Regions from separate parts of the Homo sapiens genome. Here regions 2 and 3 are each linked to region 1. Evidence: chromatin contacts called from ENCODE Hi-C data. All regions are on one chromosome and are shown on one strand. Each heading gives the region's core, a stretch centred on a gene start or an enhancer-like site at or near the end of the contact. The rest is flanking DNA. Distances are from core to core; before and after follow the strand shown. Region 1 holds the start of BANP (BTG3 associated nuclear protein). Region 2 holds the start of ANKRD11 (ankyrin repeat domain containing 11). Region 3 holds the start of FLJ30679 (a long non-coding RNA gene).

Region 1 (2,988 bases), core at 341-2,840:
ATCACAAATGGAAGCTCTTTTTTAAAAAGATTAAAGCCCCAGGCTGGACAACAAGGCGAAACCCCCTCTCTACGAAAAATACAAAAATTAGCCGGGGTGGTGGCGTCTGTGGTCCGAGCTACTCAGGAGGCTGCGGTGGGAGGATCACTTGAGCCAGGGAGGCCGAGGCTGCAGTGAGCCAAGATCACGATACTGCATTCCAGTCTCGGGGACCGAGTGAAACCCTATCTCCAAAAAAATAAAAATATTAACGCCAATGATGACAGAATCCAACATCGCAAGAATATATTCTTATTTTAATCGCCAGACACGGGAAGTGGACCCACATACAGAATTTTACCGCGTTTTGGTGTTTTCTTCTAGCACTGGATATCTGCGAGCTGCGTGTTAAATGACCAGATCCAGTTTTTATTTGACGTTTCCTGAGCTTACTCAGAACCACTCACTACTCCAAGTTATTTTTCTGTCCCCTAAGAACTTCCAGCTAAAAGTGAACCCTACAACTGCCTCCTCTTATCAATTATTTACTGTAGTGCGAGTTCCAGCATCGCCATCAGGCCCTGGAGTACATTCCTGGGCAGAACAGGCAACTCCAAACAGGGCAATTACCTGTTCCACATCAACAACTGTGTGACCCGGGCCCTCCCCGGTCAGGGTGCAAGCTCGCTACCCTTCAAAGCCCACACTCGCTCCACTTGCTCACAGTTCTTCAGGGATGATGTATTTCTCCAATAGCAAGACAACCCCTACCATCTCATCAGTGAAAAACATCAGTCCTCTATCAAGGCAATCTCTCCAATTTGCTCACACAGTGTGGATGGAATGTCATCTACTTTCTGCATCCTAGGGGGGAAAAAGAAAACGGCCACCTTCCTTAAGGACTAGATCACAGAAATCGCACAAACGTGCTGGGGAGGGGGCACCCCGAGGTCCTCGTTCATCGGGGCCCCTCGGGGGACGGGCTGGGGTCGTCGCCGAGGTCTGCGGTCCCCGAGAGCGCCCCTTGCGTGTGCAAGTCCTGGGCTATGGGGCTCCGGTCCACAGCCACGGAGGAGGCACAAAAACGATGCCTGTCGCTCCCGCCTGGCTGGCAGGAGCGACCCCCTTGGGAGACTTCGGGCCCCAGAGGAGCCCGGGCGCGGTTCTAGGCCTTTCCAGTCTCCCCGCCGTGGCTCCGGGTCCTTCCCGCGGGGCGAGGCCCGGGACAGAGGTCGGGAGCGCGAGGCCCCCGGGCCGGGCTGCGGCAGCCGCGGCTCAACGGACGCCGGGCGCGGTGGGGCCGGGGGTGCGGAAGCGAGGAAGCGGGAGCCCCTCTTCCGGGGCGCGGCCGGGGACGGGGAGCGGGGCCCGGGGGGCGATCGCCCGGCCCGGGCGGTTGGCGGCGGCGGGGCTGCGGCGCGGGCGGCCCGGCGGGCGGGAGGAGGAGGGAGGAGGGAGATCTCGCTCTCGCTCTCGCCCCGCGGGAAGGGGGAGGCGGAGGCGCGACCGGCTGCGGGAGCTGCAATTACCGTGTGGGCTGCGGAATTCTCGTGGTGTTTGTCGGGGAGATGCGATAATGGCGTCCGTCCTCGCGAGAGAAGCCGCCGCTCTGCGCAGGCGCCGCGAGCCCCTCCCCGCGACGCTCGGCCCCCGCCCTCCGCGCAGGCTCACTGGGCGCGCGGGCCCGGGGGCGGGGCACCCCTGTGGCAGTGAGGCCAGCTGCGCGCGCTTTTCCCGCTCGGCCTCCTGGTGAGCATGCGCAGGCGGCCTTCTTCCGCGACGGTACCGGCTTCCCAGGGCTTTTTTCCCCCCGTTTTTCGCCCACGCCCATGGCCTGCGTGAGAACAATCACCTCAGTGGACGGTCTGAGGAATTTGCATCTTCTTTGAGACGGAATGAATACGCATTAGCTCCCTCAACTACTACACCTCCCAGGGTGCCCTGCGCAAGCTGGGAGCCATGCATTCGGGGACTCGTAGTCCCTGCGTCTGGGCCATGCCTGCCGGGACTTGTAGTCTCTCCGGACTCCGGTGGCCCGTCCTGTCCCCGCACCAAGGGTTGCTGGGACTTGTAGTTACGATGTCTCAGGTGGGCTGTGCGCCCCCAGCGGGTCCTACCTGCTGCTGCGGCGGGTCCTGCCCTGAGGTTCCGGAGCGCTTGGTGGCGTTTTCCCTGACATAAGTGGTCAGGGGTCCCCAGTGTCTATCCAGAGGGGCCTGAGTGCACGCGCGCGGGACTTAGCACACGCGGCAGTGATTATGGTCTTAGATAAGTCCTATAGGTAACACATAATATAAATAAGTGATGGCGGCCGGGCACGGTGGATCACGCCTGTAATCTCAGCCCTGTGGGAGGCCAAGGCGGGCGGAACACCTGAGGTAAAGGGTTCGCGACCAGCCTGGCCAACATGGCGAAACCCTGTCTCTACTAAAAATACAAAATTATGCCGGGCGTGGTGGCGGGCGCCTTGTAATCCCAACTACTCGGGAGGCTGAGGCAGGAGAATCGCTTGAGCCCGCGAGTCAGAGGTTGCAGTGAGCCGAGATCGCGCCACTGCACTCCAGCCTGGCGACAGAGCGAGACTCTGTCTCAAAAAAAAAAAAAGTGATGACGTGAATGTGCACACGTAGAATAAATGTGCAAATGTGCGTTTGTGGGTAATCACAGGAAAAAATTCCCAAACCATAGCGCAGTTCCCAGAAATGTCATTCCTGGTTATCTCCCTCTGCTAATCTAGGATTACCTTGCCTTTCATTTTCTTCTTTATACTCGCCTCTGTTTCCTCAATTATTTGCAATGAGCAAGAATGCCTTTGAGCTCCCAAACACAGGGCGAGGCAGCTATTTTCACTGGGAAAAAGAAAATGCTGGCCGGGCGCGGCGGCTCACGCCTGTAATCCCAGCACTTTGGGAGGCCGAGGCGGGTGGATCACGAGGTCAGGAGATCGAGACCATCCTGGCTAACACGGTGAAACCCCGTCTCTACTAAAAATACAAAAAATTAGCCCGG
Region 2 (2,988 bases), core at 222-2,721, 1.5 Mb before region 1:
CATGCCTCTAATCCCAGCACTTTGGGAAGCTGAGGAGGGAGGGTCGCTTGAGTCCAGGATTTCAAGACCAGCCTGGGAAACACACAGAGAGCCTATCTCTACGAAAATTTAAAAAATTAGCCGGGTGTGGTGATGCCTGACTGTGGTCCCACCTACTTAGTAGGCTAAGGTGGGAGGATCCTCTGAGCCCGGGAAGCTGAGGCTGCAGTTAGCACTGCACTCCAGCATGGGCGACAGAGTGAGACCCTGACTCAAAAAAAAAAAAAAAAAAGAATAGGTGCTACTTGTAGTTCCCATTTTACCCACCAAGAAACTGAAGATCTGAGAGACAAAGCCTACAGGGTGACCGCTAGTCACTGGTAGGGCTGGGATTTGAACAGGGGCGGTTTAACAACTGATCTCTCGACCATAATGCGTGTTGCCCAAGAAAAAAGACCGTCCTCACGGTCCTATCCACTCCGGACTTTGCAATTCCGTTATTTCGTAAATTGAGGCCTATAAATAGTTTGCTTACCCGTTGTCTTAGTCCCCAGTAACATGCAGAACTAAAGAAGAAACTGAAGGAGCACCGATTTTGTTCACCTTGCTTTTTGGTTTAGTTCTGGAGGAGAACACAGGTGCACTTAGAACAGGATCCACACTTACCAGAGGCTTGATTCATTTTAGCTGCAAAGAAAACCAGTCCTCGTCTACCTTTTTCGCGTGTTGGAGAACTAACTAGCAAGGCAGGGAATGCGGTTCGTGGGCGCTTGGCCTCCTCAAGCGGCTCAGGCTCTCAGAGCGCGAGGCCCAGGGGCTCTGGAGCCGCGGCCGCGACGCGCCCGAGGGCCGTTCTCTTCGACGGCAGAGCAAGAGTCACCGCGCGGGAGCCCCGAGCGACCGCCCCGCTGCCCCGGTACCCTCCCCTCGCAGCCGCCCAGAGCTCTTCATGCCCCGTGACGCCCGTTAGGGCAGCGCGGCCGGAGGCCGGGCCGGACGTGGCCCGAGATGTCCGGGGGCAGGCAGAAGACCACGGGCACGCGACAGGCAACCGCCGCCTCGGCTCTAGAGGTGGACGTTTTGTCTCCCTGCGCTTCAATACCAGATTTTGTTTCCAGACGACATCCCTGTTGCTTCCGGCACTTGGAAAGACCAATCGTCAGGCCCGAGAATGCAAGACCCACCCTCCTTTGCGACGGAGGCAGCCAATCCAGTTGCTCGCTACTTCCAGTGTCGCATGCGCCCTTACGCAGGACCCTGCCCAATCGTTACCGGGACGTCCTCCTAGTCCCGCCTCCGGACCGCCAGAGAGGCTGTCAATCCCGCCTCTCTCCTTCACTCCATTAGCGCACTAACTCACGGCGCTGTGACGTGCACAGCCCCTGCGGCCGGCCGGGGCGGGCCAATGGCGGTGGCGGATACGGCGGGCCAATGGGCGGGAGCGTCTCATGCGGCCGGCTCCCGCCGCAGCCGCCGCTGGGTCCTGGAGCCAGAGGCCGCCCTGAGACGGTGCGCGATGGACCGAGGGCCCCAGCCGGGGAGGCGCCGCCGCCGAGCCCGCGGCCAGACGCCCCATCAGTAGCGTCCGCACCGGGAGCCGCGGCTCTCGCCCGAGCCGTGGGCGCGCCCGAGGGGCGGGCTCGCCTCCCGCCGTCCCTCGCAGCTCTGCCGGGCCCGAGCCCGCGCCGCCGCCGCCGCCGCCTTGCCGCTCGGGCCGCGCGGCCCGGGAAACGCGGCCGCGGGCTGCATGGGCAGCGCCCGCGCCCCGCCGCTGAGCCGTCGCGGAGCCGCGCAGCCCTCGGAGCACGGTGAGAGGCGCCGCTGGTCTGGGGGCGGTGGTCGGGGCGGGCACGGGGCATTCGCGCGGCCTTGCGGCCTGCAGGCCTTCCCCGGCGACGGAGCTGCGCCGCGGGCCTCCGGGCGGGCCTGGGGGGTCGGGGCCGGGTGGGCGGGGGTCTTTGGGGGCCCGGGGCGATCGTGAGGGACCAATAATGGGTCCCGGAGCGGGCCTACGGGTCCGGGTTCGGGGCAGCCGGGGGTCTTTGGGGGCCCGGGGTGGCCGTGAGGGGCCCATAGGGGGCTCCGGGGGGGGCCTGGGAGGTCGGCGGAGCTTGGGTCGGCCGTAAGGGGCGGACGGGGGCTCCGGGCGGGCCTGGGTGGCCGGGGGCCCGCGGCGGCTCTGAGGGGCCGATTGGGGGCTCCGGGGCGGGCCTGGGGGCCGTGGGGGCCCGGGGCGGCCGTGAGAGGCGGACAGGGGGCTCCGGGGCGGGCCTCGGGGGCTCGGAGCGGCCGTGAGGGGCGGACGGGGGGCTTCGGGGCGGGCCTGCAGGTCTTGGGGACCTGAGGCTGCCGGGAGGGGCTGCCAGGGGGCGCTGGCCGGGCGCCGGGTTCTGCGGAGCTGGGGCGCCGACCTCTGACCCGCGAGAGGGGCGCCTTCGCCGTGCTGGTCGTAGTTGTTATTCTCAGCGTCCCTATTATTATCGCTGTTTTGAAATGAGAGCAGGCGGCTCTCGGGCTCCGAGCCGGAGGGGGAGGGCGAACTGGGGACCTGGGGGCGTCGGGGTTGCAGGAGGCGCGCGTAGGCCGAGGAGGGGCAGGAATGCGGGCAGCCGTGTGGGGGGTGTTAGGGGGAGGGTAGGCGGGCGGGTGTGGGGGGTGGCTGGGAGGAAAGCGGTGGCGGTGGCGGCTGCAACAGCAGCCCTTGGCCTCAAGGAACAATGTGAGACGTTGCCTGAAATGTTAATTTCCGTTCCTCATTTCATCATCCCCTGGCAGGGCGGTAGCTGTGTGTGTGGTGTATGTGTGTGCGCGCGCGCGCGCGCGCGCGTGTGTGTGTGTGTGTAGGGTTGGCCCTGCCACATTGATTCAGTCCCCTCTCAAAGAGGGATTGTACTGTTAACTCTTGTGTTTGTGTTATTTGGGAAGGTTGGTCGGGGGGAGTCTTGATTTTTCTCGAGGCTTGCTCTTTTCCTGGTGCCCCATTAAGATTTTCTGCTTCTGTTGTGTTTT
Region 3 (2,988 bases), core at 125-2,624, 1.4 Mb after region 1:
CTCTGCAGATCTACTGTGCTTCCATGAAAGGCGGAAAGGACATCCAACCTCTGTGAGAGATTTTATTTTATCACCTCCAAAATGATGTTTGCACTGCTTTTGCCAGCCTGGTGAAAGACAGGCCCGCCCACAAGCAGAACTGAGGCTCCTCGGTGTCTCTATGTATTAATGTTGCGGACACCACATAGGAAGAGAGAGTTGTGATGGGACCCACAGGAGTTGCAATTAAGCACGTTGTCAGGGCTACACGCTCTGCCCTTTCTCTGCTGGGAGACTCAGGCCAAGCTTCTTTAACATGTCTGAGCCTCTGTTGCCTCCTGCGTAGGAGGCGGGTCACATTTGCCTCTGAGGGTTTGCTGTGAAACATAGTTAGCTATGACTTTTAAGGCGCTAAGCTCAATGCCTGGCATATCGTAGCACTGTTAATTACCATTATTAATTATGTCCTAAGGAGGTCAAACGGCACATTATGAGTTACCAGCAGACATGAGTAAGTCGCTTGTACACGGAACACCATTTTCTGTATCTGTTAAGTAGGCGGGCATTCAAACTCTTTTGTCTGTTTCCCAAGTGTGTTGTGAGGATCTCATAAAGTTTTGGGCATGCAATTTCGAAAGGTGGCAGCCACGTTTTGAGTGCTTGTGATGTACCAGGCACGTGGCTACGGGGATGCCTTCATTCGCTCAGGGAGTGGTTCCTAGTGGCTGGTCCCTGACATCTGTGTGTGTGCTGGGTGGGGGTGTGGGATGTCTTCTTCCTAATAAGTGAATGAACTGCCAGGCTGAACGCCCTCGTTTTCTTCCCGCGGGGCTGGGGCCAGAGAGGGAATGGACGTGACGGTCTGTGCAGCCTGGTCTCCTCGAGCCGCTTCTCGACCCTTAGGTTAGCAAACATGAAAGACATAGACAAGCAGACGCAGGCTGCCACGTTCGTTCTTTCTCAGGGTATGCAGAGGTCAGGGTAAGAATCCACGGGTGTTTCTCAAAGGATGGCCTCTGGCCGTCCGCAGCGCAGTCGCCGGGGCTGGGCTGGCCTCGAATTTCCATCTGCCTGCCGCTTTAAAGAGCTGCCGGCTGAATCCGCTGCACACCCACGTGTGAGCACCTGAGAGTCTGCAGGATCTCAGAGGAGGGAACCGCGTCCTACATGAGGAGCAATCAAGGCCGGCTTTCCGGAGGAGGCGGCCTCTAGGACTGGAAGAGGAGGCGGGATGTGTTTCAACCGGCAATGGGTCCCGAGAGACCAGGGACTTGTTCACTTCAGTAACTCCAGGGCTTGGCAAAACGCCTGTCACGGGCGGCGCTCGACAATGACTAGCTGAAAGCAAGAGCGAAGGGCCTGGGAGCATCCCTGACTGTCCCCGGCGCGGATTTTACCCGCCCGAGCATGCGCGCCTGGGCCTCGCCCGCTCAGCCTCCGCCCCTCCTACCATCGCGCAGGCGCGGAGCGGGTGACGTCACTACGCGCCAGAACCTGCGCCGGGAAGCGTCGCACAGCGACTGCATCACCATGGAGCCGAGGGCAGGTGGGGGGCCTGGCGGGGCTCCGGGGCGGCTGGGAATGGGGAGGGACAGCCGGGACCGGTGAGGGTCGAGGCGGGGCCACCGGGGCTGGCAGAGGATGGGGCAGAATCACCGGAAGCGGCCGAGGAGGTCAGAGGGGGTCTGTGCTGGGTTCGGGTCGAACCAGCGGCTCTCTCGCCCGGAATCCCGAGAAAGATGTCAGGAAAAATAAAGATAACGAGAAGACGAGGCGGGAGGGACACCTGCCGTGCACGTGGGGGAGCCCGTGGGCCCCTTGAGGTCGGGGAAACTGAGGCTCAGGAACAGGATCGGAAGCCGGTTTGACCTACACGCGGGGGTCGCTTAACTACTGTTAAGCGGTTTCAGCATGGGCTCTGGAATTCCTTTGTATGTTATTAAGTGGGAATCTTTTGTTGCAGTAGGTGTCTCCAAACAGGACATACGTGAACAAATTTGGGGCTACATGGAATCACAAAATTTAGCTGACTTTCCCCGACCTGTTCATCACAGGATACCCAACTTTAAGGTACTGACATATTTCTGGAGTCCAGAAAAGGAAAACAAAATATTCTTAAATGAATAACACTAGTAATAAAATTCTCTTACTGCGTCATGGTGGATGAGAATGTGGCGAGCAGTGAGCAGTGGTGTGAAATCAAAGCCATTTGGCCAGGGCGTCCTTAGCATTTAGAGACGTCATTTACTCTTCACCTGGGGCCTCTTGCGTCTCTGTGCAGGGTGGTTTGGTTGTCTCTAGGTGAGGTTGTGTCCAGAATTGGTGGGTTCTTGGTCTCACTGACTTCAAGAATGAAGCCTCGCAGTGAGTGTTACAGTTTTTAAAGGCAGCGTGTCTGGAGTTTGTTCCTTCTGATGTTTGGATGTGTTCAGAGTTTCTTCCTTCTGGTGGGTTCACGGTCTTTGCTGGCTTCAGGAGTGAAGCTGCAGACCTTAGCAGAGAGTGTTGCAGCTCACAAAGGCAGGGTGGACTCAAAGAATGAGCAGCAGCAAGATTTATTGCAAAGAACAAACCTTCCACAATGTGGAAGGGGATTGGAGAGGGTTGTTGCTGCTGGTTCAGGCAGCCTGCTTTTAATCTCTTATCTGGCCCCACCCACATCCTGCTGATTGGTCCATTTTACAGAGAGCCGATTGGTCCGTTTTGACAGGATGCTGATTGGTGCGTTTACAATCCCTGAGCTAGACACAAAAGTTCTCCACCTCCCCACTAGATTAGCTACATACAGAGTGCCCATTGGTGCATTCACAAACTCTGAGCTAGACACAGGGTGCTGATTGGTGTGTTTACAATCCCTTAGCTAGACATAAAGATTCTCCAAGTCCCCACCAGCCTCAGGAGCCCAGCTGACTTCACCCAGCAGATCCCGCACTGGGGCTGCAGGTGGAGCTGCCTGCCAGTCCCGTGCAGTGCACCCGCACTCCTCAGCCGTTGGGCAGTGGATGGCAC

Evidence for each region. A loop is a pair of places that touch in the nucleus more often than their neighbours do. Pooled maps may share reads with other maps.
Region 2: a loop to region 1 is called in a pooled map, with 22 times the contacts of the local background. The contact joins the promoter of ANKRD11 here to the promoter of BANP in region 1. A Hi-C loop is called at or near these places in 2 of 37 single-sample maps with no recorded cell type and 9 of 50 pooled maps.
Region 3: a loop to region 1 is called in a map of CD4-positive, alpha-beta T cell, with 6 times the contacts of the local background. The contact joins the promoter of FLJ30679 here to the promoter of BANP in region 1. A Hi-C loop is called at or near these places in 1 of 168 maps with a recorded cell type or tissue (CD4-positive, alpha-beta T cell), 1 of 37 single-sample maps with no recorded cell type and 12 of 50 pooled maps.

Annotation. Positions count from the first base shown.
Region 1 is chr16:87,950,036-87,953,023 of GRCh38, reverse strand. It overlaps BANP (BTG3 associated nuclear protein), which reads right to left and starts at 1,590. Exons shown (of 14, transcript NM_001386991.1): 1 at 1,509-1,590. RefSeq lists silencers at 1,095-1,194, 1,215-1,274, 1,305-1,424, 1,435-1,734 and enhancers at 1,023-1,665, 1,925-2,234.
Region 2 is chr16:89,489,044-89,492,031 of GRCh38, reverse strand. ANKRD11 (ankyrin repeat domain containing 11) reads left to right here and starts at 1,471. Exons shown (of 13, transcript NM_013275.6): 1 at 1,471-1,787. It overlaps LOC101930112 (a long non-coding RNA gene), which reads right to left and starts at 1,062. Exons shown (of 2, transcript XR_933895.4): 1 at 646-1,062. RefSeq lists silencers at 752-801, 922-1,011, 1,212-1,691, 2,266-2,315, 2,396-2,505 and 1 more and enhancers at 1,897-2,411, 2,412-2,925.
Region 3 is chr16:86,553,706-86,556,693 of GRCh38, reverse strand. It overlaps FLJ30679 (a long non-coding RNA gene), which reads right to left and starts at 1,374. Exons shown (of 1, transcript NR_026674.1): 1 at 1-1,374. MTHFSD (methenyltetrahydrofolate synthetase domain containing) reads left to right here and starts at 1,459. Exons shown (of 8, transcript NM_001159377.2): 1 at 1,459-1,525; 2 at 1,943-2,049. The coding sequence starts at 1,510. RefSeq lists enhancers at 1,177-1,466, 1,507-1,556, 2,525-2,988 and a silencer at 1,389-1,602.